Linked DNA regions of Mus musculus: region 1 is linked to region 2. Evidence: chromatin loops called from intact Hi-C (ENCODE). Cell type or tissue: left cerebral cortex. All regions are shown on one strand. Each heading gives the region's core, and the rest is flanking DNA. Links, peaks and the distances in the headings are about the cores only.

Evidence for each region. A loop is a pair of places that touch in the nucleus more often than their neighbours do. Peaks named below come from ENCODE experiments on the same cell type or tissue, not always from the same donor. Only the 100,000 strongest peaks of a DNase experiment are listed, where the experiment ranks them.
Region 1: a loop joins it to region 2, with 2.6 times the contacts of the local background. A loop is called at or near these places in 9 of 42 quality-filtered maps.

What each region holds. Positions count from the first base shown.
Region 1 is chr2:92,967,624-92,975,166 of GRCm38, reverse strand. It overlaps Prdm11 (PR domain containing 11), which reads left to right. Exons shown (of 8, transcript NM_001368848.1): 8 at 985-7,543. The coding sequence ends at 3,149. Among named protein-coding and RNA genes, the nearest start is that of Gm13791, 51 kb to the right of the region's middle. In left cerebral cortex, for the core only: no CTCF peak of the experiment used is centred there; a DNase peak (open chromatin) is centred at 3,395.
Region 2 is chr2:93,059,965-93,067,507 of GRCm38, reverse strand. No RefSeq gene overlaps it. Among named protein-coding and RNA genes, the nearest start is that of Prdm11, 18 kb to the right of the region's middle. In left cerebral cortex, for the core only: a CTCF peak has its summit at 3,970 (motif pointing right); a DNase peak (open chromatin) is centred at 3,997.

The DNA of each region.
Region 1 (7,543 bases), core at 1,161-6,160, 92 kb after region 2:
CGCTCTGCTCTGTCACAACCACCTGCCAGGAGACCAGAGGAATGCAACTCAGCAGAGGCAGCCCCCTCTTGGGGTGGGAGCCCAGTCCCTCAGGTGACAGAGGCAGGCTGGCTTGAAGATCGGGGGAGGGAGGGCATTGCATGTGCCAACCTGTATATCCTCCTTGTCAATAAAATATGTCCCATTTGCAGGAGGGCTGTGTGCTGTGTTCTTGACCTGGTGTTTTCTCTTGGGGGCGGGGCCCACTGTTGTCTCCCCTGACCCAACTTCTCTTCCCCCAGTCTCTGCTGGGAGCTTTTACAGCTCCCCAAACTCAGGCCAGGAGCACAGCCTCGTCCACTTCTTCCAGACTCTGTCCCACCCACATGGTGCTCTGTTCCCAGCCTGGAGTTCTAGAAGGATGAGGAACCAGAGAACCTGGGGCCGACAGCTGTGTGACTGTCCTTTTTTGCTGGCTGCCTGGATCTCTTCAAGTTGTTGGACCAAGGAAGAACTGTGGTTTGATTCTGTGCAGATTTGCAGCTAAGCCTGGCTGTTTCCCTCAGGTTTCCCTTCTCAGCCACCCTCAGAATGGGTTGGGGTGGACGTAAAAACCACATTTTGCCTCAATATCGAGGCTGCCCGCAGTTAAGAGCCACATGCTCACCCTGACCATAGCGGTGGGCATTCCAGAGCCAGGTCCTCCAGTGTAACCTGAATGTGTGACATCAAACATTCTGCCTCTTCTAAAACATTCCACCCCAGAAGCACCCACAAATCAAAACTGAGCTCAGGTGCAGGCAGCATGGAGCATAGTGAGTAGCGTCCAAGAACACCATGGGCAACTCATGGGGAGGTAACCTCACTGTGGAGAGTAGAGTTACCCTTGACTCAACTCCAGGCTGGGCTTCCATCTCTGTGGGGCCCGCTCTCCCTCAGAGGCCCTTGCTGAGTCTGTGCTGTCAACAGCCCACGCGAACTTCTCCTTCCCCTCTTATTTTCCAGCCTCAGAGAGTATGGTCTCCGGCCCCGCCATCATGGAGGACGATGACCAGGAAGTGGATTCTGCAGATGAATCTGTCTCCAACGACGTGATGACGGCAACCGATGAACCCTCCAAGATGTCCTCTGCCACAGGACGCCGCATCCGGCGCTTCAAGCAGGAGTGGCTGAAAAAGTTCTGGTTCCTACGGTACTCCCCGACCCTGAATGAGATGTGGTGTCACGTGTGCCGCCAGTACACGGTTCAGTCCTCACGCACTTCCGCTTTCATCATCGGCTCCAAGCAGTTTAAGATCCACACCATCAAGCTGCACAGCCAGAGCAACCTGCACAAGAAATGCCTGCAGCTGTACAAACTGCGCATGCACCCGGAGAAGACTGAGGAGATGTGCCGCAACATGACCCTGCTCTTCAACACCGCCTACCACCTGGCGCTGGAGGGGAGGCCCTACCTCGACTTCCGGCCCCTGGCAGAGCTGCTGCGGAAGTGCGAGCTCAAGGTGGTGGACCAGTATATGAATGAGGGGGACTGCCAGATCCTTATCCATCACATCGCCCGGGCACTGAGAGAAGACCTGGTGGAGCGCATCCGTCAGTCGCCCTGCCTCAGCATCATCCTGGATGGGCAGAGTGACGACCTTCTGGCTGACACAGTGGCCGTCTATGTGCAGTATACCAGCAGTGATGGACCCCCAGCCACAGAATTCCTATCCCTGCAGGAGCTAGGCTTCTCCAGCACAGAAAGCTATCTCCAAGCACTCGACCGGGCCTTTGCTGCTCTGGGCATCCGCTTACAGGACGAGAAGCCAACTGTGGGCCTGGGAGTGGATGGGGCCAACATCACCGCCAGCTTGCGCGCCAGCATGTTCATGACCATCCGCAAGACGCTTCCGTGGCTGCTGTGCTTGCCCTTCATGGTGCACCGGCCCCACCTGGAGATCCTGGATGCCATCAGTGGGAAAGAGCTGCCCTGCCTAGAGGAGCTGGAGAACAACTTGAAACAGCTCCTCAGTTTCTACCGCTACTCACCACGCCTCATGTGTGAGCTGCGCTCCACGGCCTCCACCCTGTGCGAGGAGACCGAATTCCTGGGGGACATCCGTGCCGTGAGGTGGATCATTGGTGAGCAGAATGTCTTGAACGCCCTTATCAAGGACTACCTGGAAGTGGTGGCTCACCTGAAGGATGTCAGCAGCCAGACACAGCGGGCTGACGCCTCAGCCATAGCCCTGGCCCTGCTGCAGTTCCTCATGGACTACCAATCCATGAAGCTCATCTACTTCCTCCTGGACGTGATCGCTGTGCTGTCACGCCTGGCCTACATCTTCCAGGGCGAGTACCTCCTGGTGTCACAGGTGGATGACAAGATCGAGGAGGCAATCCAGGAGATCAGCCGGCTTGCGGACTCCCCGGGAGAGTACCTGCAGGAATTCGAGGAGAATTTCCGAGAGAGTTTCAATGGGATCGCCGTGAAGAACCTCAGGGTGGCAGAAGCCAAGTTCCAGTCCATCAGAGAGAAGATCTGCCAGAAGACACAGGTCATTCTGGCTCAGAGGTTTGACTCCCGAAGCCGGGTCTTTGTGAAGGCCTGCCAGGTGTTCGACTTAGCGGCCTGGCCCAGGAACAGCGAGGAGCTCCTGAGCTTTGGCAAGGAGGACATGGTTCAGATCTTCGACCACCTGGAAGCCATTCCTGCCTTCTCCCGGGATGTGTGCCGCGAAGGGACGGACCCCCGGGGGAGCCTGCTGATGGAGTGGAGAGACCTCAAGGCTGATTACTACACCAAAAATGGCTTCAAAGACCTCCTCAGCCACATCTGCAAGTACAAGCAGAGGTTTCCGCTCTTGAACAAGATCATTCAGGTCCTTAAAGTTCTCCCCACCTCCACAGCCTGCTGCGAGAAAGGCCGGAGCGCCCTCCAGCGGGTCCGCAAAAACCACCGCTCCCGCCTGACCCTGGAGCAGCTCAGTGACCTGTTGACAATTGCTGTGAACGGACCGCCCATCGCCAACTTTGATGCCAAGCGAGCCCTGGACAGCTGGTTTGAGGAGAAGTCTGGCAATAGCTACACACTGTCAGCCGAGGTCCTCAGTAGGATGTCTGCCTTGGAGCAGAAGCCCATGCTGCATGTGGTGGACCATGGCTCTGAGTTCTACCCAGACATGTAGGGGGCCTGAGCTCCAGAGGCCACAAAGCCGGTGAATATTTTTTTAATCTATACTCATAAGCTTTGATATATTATATAAATATATATTATATTATATATACATATATATATATATATAAACCTACACTGAAATTTTTTTAAAGACTAAGTTAATTATGTCCACCAGAAGCCACTGGCAGCTTTCAGAAAGGAGCAATGTTGGCAACTGACTCTTGTCTCCGCACTTGGCAGCTGCAGCCTCCACGGCAACTCATCCTCACTTACACGAGCGTGTTCTGGGGCCACACGTGTTCCCACCAAACAGTCAAAGCGGCATAAGCTAAATGATGATTCTCTTGTCACTTTTAGGTGGCTTCTTCTGTTTCTGTTCTCATGTGTTGGTAGAGGGCTGGGGGTTGGGTGCCTGCCTTCTCCTTTTTTGGTATGGTTTTGTGGCGGGGGCGGGGGGGGGGGTGAACTTTGTGGTCTCCTCATTGGCATCCTGGTCCAGTTACATTACATCTGGGTTTCCATGAGGGTGAATTGGATTTCTGGACTAGACTATCTGGTCTTTCTCCCCTCACCTGACTTCAGCTTGGGAGATCTTTCTTTGTTCATTTTCTGATTGATTCCTTCCCTTGTCCCACCGTCAAATGGTCAAATGCATCAACCTCCCTCCGCTGTGAGCCAGCTGCGTTCCCCTCCACCACCACCCCCCCCCCATGTCGCCGCTCCCCTGTGTCACCTCTGCCAACCCTAGGTTGTCAGTTCCCTTCTTCAGGCCTCTGGAGTTTAAAGATATGAGCTGTTACACTGAACGTAATTTTTTTTTTCACATACGAGCTTGAAACTTGGGGGTGGAGGGAGGGTAAGCTTTATGCCTCCCCCTTTCCAGCCGCTGGAGGATAAAGTATATACTTCCATTCATATCTTGGGCTGTTGGGGAGACAATGAGCCACGAGATCTAAACTCCCAACAGGACCATGATTCTTTTGGCTAAATACAGGTAAAATGAAAAGTGTATATTCAACTTTCACATTGTTTTCATCTTTATAATTATGGGATGTGTTGTGGGATTTGTGTTTCTTTTCATAACCAAGGAGCAGCTGTTTTGTAGTTCAAGGGCAGAGCAATCAACGAAAGTCATGCCCTGGGCTACCCAGAACTCAGAGAGTGCCTAGAGAGGTTTTTCCTTTTGCAAAAGGCTGATAATGTGTTCCTCAGCCTTGCAGGAAGGTCACAGGACACCAGGCAGTGCTTCTCTGCCTGTGAACTCTTCTTATTTTGAGTAGAGTTGAGATGTCCTATAGAATAGGAGAAAACAGGAAATGAGGTGGGATTCTCAAGGTACAAGCATGTATACATACCTACACACACACACACACACACACACACACACACCACATGCACATACATGCACACACACCACATGCACACATACACACACAACACATGCACATACATGCACACACATGCACACACACCACTCACACACATACCACATGCACATACATGCACACACACCACATGCACACACACACACACACCACATGCACATACATGCACACACACCACACACACTTTGCAACTACATATAAGCTTTAGAAATGCCTCTCGCCTCCCCCCATAGCGGGGAAGAGAGTGGTTTAAACTAGAGGAGTCTGACCAATGTTCATTTATCTACCAGTATACCTCGCAAAGAGTTTTCAGAAATGTGCATGAGCTGTTAAAAACTTCTCTCTAATTTCCACATCTGATCTGTGTAGTCTGTGCAGATCTCAGAATGTGGATACAGGGTTGTCTTGGGGAAGGGAGGAAGGTCTGAAGGACCTGCCCATGGTCAGTTCTGCAGAGAACTGTCCCTCTCCTTCAGTGGAGTATTGGGGGTTCAACCACAAGGAAAGGCCCCCGTACCCTCAACCTCCCTGGTGGGGCCTGCAGCTATGGTAGCTTCCTTCCTTCTGGGTCTGTCTCACCTCTGAGGCCTAACAGAAATGTCATTAACACTGAACACGTTGCTACCCTTTCCTGGTTCTGCAGTCTGTCCGTCCTCCCTCAGAGCCTCCCTTTGCCTCCATGGTCTTGGTGCTAAGATAAATTTAGAATCATTGCTGCTAGCCAATAGCTTTTCATGATATAAATATTATATATATATATTATATATTATTTTTGAAATGTTTTTGTTTTCAACAGTGATGTAGCATGTTAAAACAAGAAACAAAACTGAACAAACGAAAATCTGGGTCTTTCCAACTGTCCCACTGCCAGGTCTCTTAATGCTGCCTTCTTCAACAAGTTGATACACCCCACCTGGTGACTTTCACCCCTCATCTCACTCTGGTCCCCATCTTAACCCCTCACCCTCTGAGCAGGGAGAGTTAGCAGGAACTAGGTAGGAAAACTCAAAGCCCCTTGCAGAGGCCTGGGAATCCCCCAGCCTCAGCACCCTTGCCCACGCTGAGTTTGTGTCTCTCTTCAGCTGCCCCTCCTACCCCGGCCCAAGCCTAGCTGGAGCCACACGGGCAGCTGTTGCGAAGCACAAGGTCTCCACTTGCCTCGCTCCTGCCTCAGGACCCCATCTCCTCACAGACACAGACTTTGGTCTGGGACAATTTTATTGAAAATTGAATAGGCCGAGGTGGGTTCAGAGTAGGGATGGGTGGCAAGGCTGGTCTCTCATGGGCAGCCTGTAGGCATAAACCGTGGCCTGGGCCCTTCCTTCTTGCCAACAGTTGCCTTACATCTGTCCTTCCCAGTGCATGGGGCTCCCTCACCCAGGAAGGGAGCTCTCCCAGATGGTCCTAAGCCAGACATGTAAAACCAGGACTGACCGTTCCCTCCCAAGGAGCTATAGCTGAGTGAACTCAGGTCCTCATCCATAGAGACAGGTTCTGCCAGGCCAAGCCATTGTTACCTGAGTCTCCTCAAGATACCCAGGATCAGTGGACCTGTCTTGAGGCCTAGAAGAATGAGCTGTTCTGGCAGTATCATGTGGCTTCAGAGTCACCCATTCCTTGGTCCTCTGTCTCCTCAACCCCACCTCTGTCCTCTGCTGCAATGACCTCTGCCTCAGAGCCACTGAGAAGCTGAGCTCTACACGTGTCTTCTGCTCAGTCTCCGAAACTCTGGGTGCTGGTGACTGTGCAGCCAAGCAGGGCTGTGACAGATGCACCATGGGCCACTTTGCCTCGGGATATTGAATGACTAAGGGACACTGAGGTTGAACCCCTTGTAGTCAGCTTGGATGTTCCCTGGGAGGGTCAGGGCTTCTGCCCAGTGAGTTCCATTTGTGATGCCCTGTGATTTCAGACCTGTTCTTATCCTCCTCTTGGAGAAGGGCTTGGGTCTGCCCACCCTTCATGTCTGGCCCGAGAACCATATGCCTGGCTCACCCCATATCTTGGCTGGGTTAACAGACTGTGGGAAGGTAGGGCTTAGAGTGTATATGCAGTCATTTCTGATGGGACAGGGACTGTAATTCAGTCTCTGGAGTAGAACTGGTAGTCACGGGCATAGAATGAAATGTATCTGAGGGGCTGAGACTTATTCTCTCTGGGCTGGTAGTGGCTTTCATTGGTTCACGTTGGTGAGAGTAAGAAGTGAGGCAGTGTTGAAGACTGAGGCTTGTGGCCATTGTGCCAAATGGGTACCTTGCTGAAACACAGGGTTACAGTGTGCCCCCCCCCCCAGCAAAGGAAAACAATGACCACTGAGACAGGTGGACCACTCAGCTGCGTGGGCAGCTCCTGCCCAGTTAGAATCCCTCCAGAGACATCAGAGTGCGGGCATCAGAGGTGCCAGAGCTATTGTTTTATAATGTCTGCTTGTGGCATCTCCAGCTGCCTTACCCCCTCCTCACTGGGGAAGGAGAGTGCACTCAGCTCCGGGACTCTGTGTAGTTAAGTTCTGCCTGGAGCCCTGAATCTGAGGTCCCAGAGCTTCTGCCCTCTGCTCTGGCTGTGTGTTCCCAGCCTGCGTTGTTTTGCTGAGGTTTCTGTTTGACTTGTTCAAGTCAGATCTTTGATTTTGAGCAAGGACCTTGGAGTGACTTGAAGCACCTTTTAAATGCCTTTCATTTGTGTGAAGGGGGAGGGGATGGGGGAAGGTGTGGAGAGGGTGGGTGTGGCCGAAGAGAGGAAGAAATGGACTTTAAGATGTTACCCAGCCTGAGCTGGCGGTCCTTTGCTGCCCACCTGGAGCCAGGTGATGGGGGCCAGGAGATGCCGGATGGGTTGAAGTCTTCTAGAACACTCCTTTGTTTTTTCATTTCTGCCCCCTTGGAAGGCATCCCAACCTGTTTTCAGTGGATAGTCTGGGTTAAATTCTAACCCGGATTTGTGCTTTTTTTTTTCTTTTTGTGATCCATGCACCTCATTTGGCTGCAGGCCCCAGGTTCACTGGAGCTCATGTGTGCCC
Region 2 (7,543 bases), core at 1,448-6,447:
ATTTTCCACCTGGGCCTGCCTTGCTCTCTGGGTCCCAGACTCAGCCAGATCCAAGGTAGCAGGGCACAAGAGCCATGCTAATGGAGGGCAGCATAGGAGAGAATGGGAGGGAAGAGGCAAACAGAGCTCGGTATAGGCTCAGGTTCCTCTGTGTGACCTGGGTCAAGTGCTTCTCACGTGTGTGTTGGTTACACAGGGCAAGATGTGTTCCTCCTGCCATTCAGGGTTTCCTTAGAGATAAGCAGGGTGTGAGATGAGGACCCTCCATCTGTCTTCTGACCTTTCAAGGAGACAGGGGCCTCTTCATTTTACAGGCAAGTAAACTGAGTCTTAGATATCACAGGCTAGCTCCAATCTACCTCCAGCCCAAGACCTCAGCCCAGAGAAAGAATAAACATAACCCAGAAAAGAAGGGACATTGATGAGAAGGGACCCTACAGCCAGACCAGAAACCTAGGGACACAGAGTAAGCAAGACAGCGGGTGTGGCCAAAGACACTCATGGGTCAGGGTTTTTGTTGCCACCTGAGGCCGACTCAGACCAGATTTTGGGTTGGGTCCTTGGGACAGTGCCACTCTCTAAGCAGCCCTCCTCCAGGGGACCCTCAGGCCTGGCTCCTCCCCTGTACTCTCATCCTTCATGGCCCCAAGTCCCATGTGCTGGTCTGTGCAGGTGCTACAGTGAAGCTCAAAGGGAGGCTTACAGTTGAGCAGTTATTTTCTGTCACCATGGGGACTAGAAGACAAGTCAAGGCAATGGTTTGATGACTGAACAGATCCACTACTTTGTTCTCTCATGGGGCCATCTTGCAATGTCCTCAGGAGCTATAATGGGAACAGCTCTCTGGTCACGTTTCAGATTAACAAACATCAATTTCAGACCTCTATTCTCACTATCTAACTCACCCTGGAAGGCCCCACCTCCTGACTCCATCACATCAGTGAGTAGGAGCCAATGTATTAGCCAGACTACAGCATCCCATGGCTTCCTGAGGCCACCCAGCCTACAACCACCTCAGGACCCAATTAGTGCAAACCTTGTTTTTCAGAGGAGAGATGCTTCTTTGAGGCCACCGAGCATCACTTATTGGGACACCAGGCCTCAGAGGTTGGGACTGTGGGTGCCTCTGACTCTACTATGTGTCTCTCTAGTTAGGACACCATCAGAGCTGGAGAAAACTGGCTCTCCTGATCCAGATTCCCTGAAGGACAGCCCTTCTAGACAAAGACATGGCCTAGCCTACTATCTAGGGGCCATGTTGAGAAATGTCAGGACAAAGCGCCCTTCTCTGGTATCCCTCTCCATGGGGCAGACAAACGGGGTGGAGTTGGGGGATCAGGAGCTCACAGCCTTCACCAGAAAGTCCTTTATTCTGGTATACACAGTCTCTGAACCCCCTCCAAAGTGCCTGGCATTAACCCCCCCACCCCCAGAGTTTAGGGTGAACTTGATAGAGGTCTCTCCCCGAGTCAAGTGTATATGGGATTATCCCCTTTCATAGGTCTTTCCACGCTCTCTTGAAGGTGTCCTGGAACTGGGTGGCCTCCTCTGGAACTGCACAAACTAGAAAAGTTACCTGTGCCCCATAGGCCTCAGGCTCACTTCAGTCCTGCTGACCTTGGCCCAAGGTTGGCTGTGTCCACAGACTTGTAGGACTCTGTCTCCCTCCATGTGCCACTTTCAGGCAGCCACCCACCTTGGAGACCCCCAACCAGCTAAGGGCTCTCACCTGGAGAGGCTCACCAGGGTCTCAGAAGCCATGGTGTGATGCCTAAATATCACCAAGGTGGTACTGCACACAGAGGAACATATCTGGAAAGGATGGACACACTAGCCCAGAAAATGGCAGAGTGGCAGATGCCAGGCCCTGGCTCAGAAGCTCCCAGGTTTGGGGGTGGCCATCACTACCTCATCTGCATGACCATGACCTCGAACAGTCTGCATGCTACTTTCTATGACAGAGGATAGTTTTAGCTGAGAGAGTCCATCTATCTCAGATGTAAAAGAAAACTTGCTACAGACAGAGATGCTCTTTAAAACCCCATGGGGCACACCAACAAGGTTTATGGGACAAAGGGGAGGCTGCAGTAGGTGTCTGCCTTTTAGAACATACCCACTTGCTGCTGATGGGTGGATAGGATGGGATGCTGAATCTGTTGGGCTTACCAGCTGGCTGTCCAACTCTGTTTAGTGTCAGTCCTCTATGATCTTAATAGAAGTCGTGGACTGTGTGCAAGTTCCCCTCCTGTGGAGGCTCCAGGTAGTTGCCGGTTCCTAATAGCTGCTCAGTAAACAAAAGCTAAGTTTGAGTTTGAATCTTGCTTGATGGGGGCAGATATGCAGCAGATTTTCAGCTGGGGTGGCTCTTTGAGTCATTAAAATGTTAGAATGTGTCAGGGTGCACCAGAATTCTGAGTGCTTCCCACTTCCCTGGTATATGTAGTATGCCTCCCCACTGTCTCTATATCCTGCAAGTGCTCCCCACCACTCCACGGCCTGTGAGTGCTCCCCATTGCTCTTAAATACTGAGTGTTCCTCATCACCCTATGAGTGTTCTCCATTGCATCTGTGCCCTGCAAGTGTTCCCCACTGCCCTGGTAACCCCCACCTCTTATGTGGGACCCTCTCACCTTCCACAATCCAGCACCTCGGGTACTGTGATCCGGAAGTGTAACCAGCACTGTTTGTGGGCACCAGGCTAGGATCTTTTCTTTCTGCTGCTCTCAGGAGCCTCTGGGATTCCATTTTCAACAGTCAATTCTTGAGCTCACACCCACTGCTCCATGAAAGGATGATGGAGGAGCCAGCGTGCGCCTCCTGCTCTTCTCCATTCACATTTTCTGCAAGTCCATGGCCCTCTCATTCAGACTTGGGCTTATGGCCTGGGGCTGGAATCTGAGGAGGTTTCACCCTTGCCGTGAGTCCCCACCCATGAGATGATATGCGTGCTTGCACAGGGCAGGAAGGAGTCTGGTTATAGAAAGTCCACCACAGTGGCTGTCTTTGAACACCCTAGGCCATGGGCCTGCCTGTGGTGAGTGGAGACTCTCCACACAATGCTCTCTCACTTTCTCCCAAAGCACTTGTTAGCACCGAGAGAAGATAAGCATTCTCACTGCAGGCCACCGGCCTGGAGTGTAAGGTTCCTTTAAAGTCTTGATTCTGTCTCAAAAATAGACCCAGGTCCTGCTTTGGATGCTTTCTAGTCCAAAGTCTTGCTGCTTTATTCAAGCCTTAAAATAGCACCTCGAGACCCTATTACCCACTACGCTGCTGCTCCAGAAAGACGGGGTCATCAATGGCTTCATCTACAGTGCAGGCTGGCAGCAGGGCCCACACTCAGGACGATGAAGGCTTCTCACCATAGTCTGAGAGGCAGTTTTAATCGGTTTCCAAGAAAGATTAGGTTTCGTGGAATCAGACTGGAAATGCGGCAGTATTACAGAGTTAAAACTGTGCCCACAGCCTTAGCAGAATAGACGTCTCTAAGTCTGGATGCCAACCCAGACCCGAATGGGATTGCCTGGAAACTGGAAAGGAGGAAAGTGTTAGGACATGGATTTGGTATGTAGTTCTGGATAACCTGGAACTCTCTTTGTGGACCAGGCTGACCTTGAACTCATAGAGACCCGCCTGCCTCTCCCTCTCCAGTGCTGGTCTTGAAGACATGTGTCATCATGCAGGGTCCTAAGAAGAATGTTGAGGATTTTCTTCTACCCATCTTCAGAGAGACCAGGCTGCAGAAAGACCCTAAAAGCTATACATACATACATACATACACACACACACACACACACACACACACATCACACCACACATATGCTGGGTCTTAGGCATCTGACTAGATGTCCCCTGGTCTGTTGGTCATGGTGTCCAGGAGGATAGACTATGCTGGGCTGGACACTGGCATAGCTTCCTCACCTGAAGTATATATACACTGGGTACCCTGGGCTTGGGGGCTGCTGTCCCCATAGTTGTAATAGTGTTCCATTTGCCCACCAGAGGGCAGCAAAGCATCCAAACAAGCGGTTTGCGTATTCATCCATCCATCCATCCATCCATCCATCCATCCATCCATCCATCCATCCATTCATTTGTGTGTGTGTGTGTGTGTGTGTGTGTGTGTGTGTGTGTGTGTATGCAAGTGTGTATCTATGCCTCTGTGTGTATGCATACCACTGAATTTGTGTGGAGATTAGAGAACAATTTATAGTAATCAATTCTCTCTGCCATGTAGATTTCAGGGATCAAACGCAGAGGCTTAGTCCCAAGCACCTTTCCCCATCGAATCATCTTGCCAACCCAGTGCTTTGTATTTTGACATAGGCTCTCACTAAGTCTCCCAGGATTGCTCTGAACTCATTCTACAGCTCAGACAGGTCTTGGATGTGAGATCCTAGCCCTTCAGCCTCCTGAGTAGCTGATAGCTGCAGTTCTAGGTCTGGCGCCTGAGGAATTTTTTAAAATCGCAGTAGTCAGTAAAGTAATGAGAGTGTAGGGAGCCTGAGGGGTGAGGATGCAGAGGACTATGAACCATGGCTGCAGGTGCATTATGATTTAGCTCCAGGTCCAGTGACAGCAAGTTGGTTTAACTGACCTAAACTCCCGTCTTGATAAATAACTGCACACTTTGAACGAGATTTTTATACTGTTTGAATGTATCAGAGAGAAAATGAAAGTATCAAAAGAGTCAAAAATTGGAGTGGTGTTGAGCAGGGGACTGAGGAAACAGCGCTGTTTAAGAAGCACATCGCTGGTGTCTCCCCTGACACAGGTCCCTGGCCTGGGCAGGGCGGGGCTCAAGGAACACAGCATAGAACACGGAGAGCAAACAGACCATGAGGGAAAATTGCAGAAGGGATGGAACCAGGAAAACAGAATCTAAACTACAAAATCCACAGCTGACCTCAGAGAGGCGGAGGCAGCTAGCAAGCGAGCATCGAGTATCGAGAGCAGGAGAGGGAAAGACAGAGAAAGATTTTGGTGGCCACCGATCAAGAGAAAACAGCTCAGGGCTGGGGTCAGGCTGAACTCACTGATTGCTATAACAAATGTCAACACTTCATCAGAAGAGAAGACCGAGAGAATAACAACATAGTAACAAGGTTGAGAGACAAAGACCTTAGAATCAGCACCACGCTTACAGGAGATAGTGCGCATGCGCTTAAAGACTCAGAGGAAACTAGTTCTCAATGAATGACCAAACAAAAACAGTAGAAAAGTGAGAGTCCTAAAGAATAGCTAAAAACAATCTAGACAAGTACACTGCCACATAAAACAAAAACTCACGCTGTACACGAGAGTGGACAGGATCTGGCCAAAACGCGAACCTGAAGCTCAGAACACAGGGCTGGAGCAGGGCGATCTGAAGGCGGGGAAATTGGAAATAACTGGAACAGCGGCTCAAACAACTGTGGGACTGGATCAATTGGCCTAACATATATATTAAAGTTGGAGAAGAGAGAAAATGGACACTAGCGAAGAAAACTATTTTTGGAAAACTATTAGGTAAATGTTCTGAACATGCTTAAAAAATATTGTGTGGCCCAACACATTCCCTGGACGCTAAGGTGTATTCTCCAAAGGCAATAGCTGGGCTGGGCGCAATGCACACAGGAATACGATGGAGTGAGACATCTTAAAAGCATCAGATTCAATCATCTTAAATCAGGCAGTAGCTACTAATGAAGAGCATACTGTGAAGACCAATTTACTGGGGGCTAGAGAGATGGCTCAGGAGTTAAAAGCACTGACTGCTCTTCTGAGGGTCCCAAGTTCAAATCCCAGCAACCACATGGTGGCTCACAACCATCAGTAATGAGATCTGAGGCCCTCTTCTGGTGTGTCTGAAGACAGCTACAGTGTTCTCACATATAATAATAAATAAGTCTTTAAAAAAATGAATAAAGGGCTGGTGAGATGGCTCAGCATGTAAGAGCAACCAACTGCTCTTCCGAAGGTCCTGAGTTCAAATCCCAGCAACCACATGGTGGCTCACAACCATCTGTAACAAGATCTGACTCCCTCTTCTGGTGTGTCTGAAGACAGCTACAGTGTACTTACATATAATAAATAAATAAATCTTTTTAAAAAATGAATAAATGTTCAAAATTCAGTGTTAAAAAGACCAATTTATCAAAATGTGCAATTATGAATGTATACTTTCCTCTATAACTTTGATTTACATGACAATAAACCTGATAAATATAAAAATCAAAATCTACCAAATCTGTAATAAACCTGTATCTCTTTGTTTCTTTTCTGTTGCTGGGATATAATGGTCTAATAAAAGCAACTTAAAGGAGAGAAGGCTAGTTTTGGCTCACAGTTCAAGGTATATCACAGTAGGGGAAATCAAGACAAGAGGGGCTTGGGCCAGCTGGTCACACATCTCAAGTCAGGGTGGAGAAAGTGATGAATACGTGTTGCTGCCCAGCTCCCTTTCTCCAGGATCTCAGCCAGGGAATGGTGCCACCCACAGTGGGCAAGTCTTCCCAGCTCAACTTATGTAATCAATCAAGATTGTCCTTCACAAGGATGCCCAGATGTCCATCTTCCATGTGATTCTAGATTTTCTTTCAAGTTGACAATTAATACTGATCATTACAACCACCTTCTCAGAAATGATAGAACAGATCAAGGAGGAGCTAAAATTCAGAAGATCTGAACTGTGCTACACAGTGTTCATCTAGCTGTCATGTACAGACTATCATATATATGACTACACTAGATTATTGTGCATATGTGTTCATATGTATAGAACTTTTTTTTCTGAGACAGGGTTTCTCTGGGTAGCCCTGGCTGTCCTGGTACTTGCTCTATAGACCACCTGCCTCTGACTCCAGAGTGCCAGAATTAAAAGCATGTTTCATCACCATATAGACAGTTCTTACTCCTATTTAAGTAGTCTTAATTTTTTATTGAAATCTTATAAGCTATGTTTTCTGTCAGTAATAATTTAAATGAAACTGCCTTATACTACTAATGAATAATCAGAAGCTTAAGTAAATAAATCATTTATTAAAAAGAAAAACTAATATATGCATACAGAATGTTGAATTTTAGAATTGTTGAAAATTTTTAACATGAACTATTATTTTACATAAAATTATTTTGTCTGCCTAACCATTTACCAAAGGTATTTTTAGATAGTCCATATTAGTAGTTTGCATATTGTGCCATTGTTTATACTTCTTTATCTTGAAATTATTTAAAAAGTTTATCACAAAACAAAAAATTAAATATTCATATTTCAATAACATAAGAAATCTAGAAAATTCCACAGCCATGTGGAAATGAAACAACATACCTCTAAATGGTGTACCAGTCAAAGAAACAATCAAAGAGATGATTATAAAATCTCTGAGGCTGTACAATAAGGTCAGGACAACATTCAAAAATGTGAGAGAAGCCGCTAAAATGGAGCTCAGGACTTTCAGCCTTGGGATGAGAGGAGAGACACCCAACCTGTCCTCCTGTGTGGCAGTAGCCCCACCACACTGTTACAGATGATGGTCTGACTCAGGATCTTCCGATATTACAA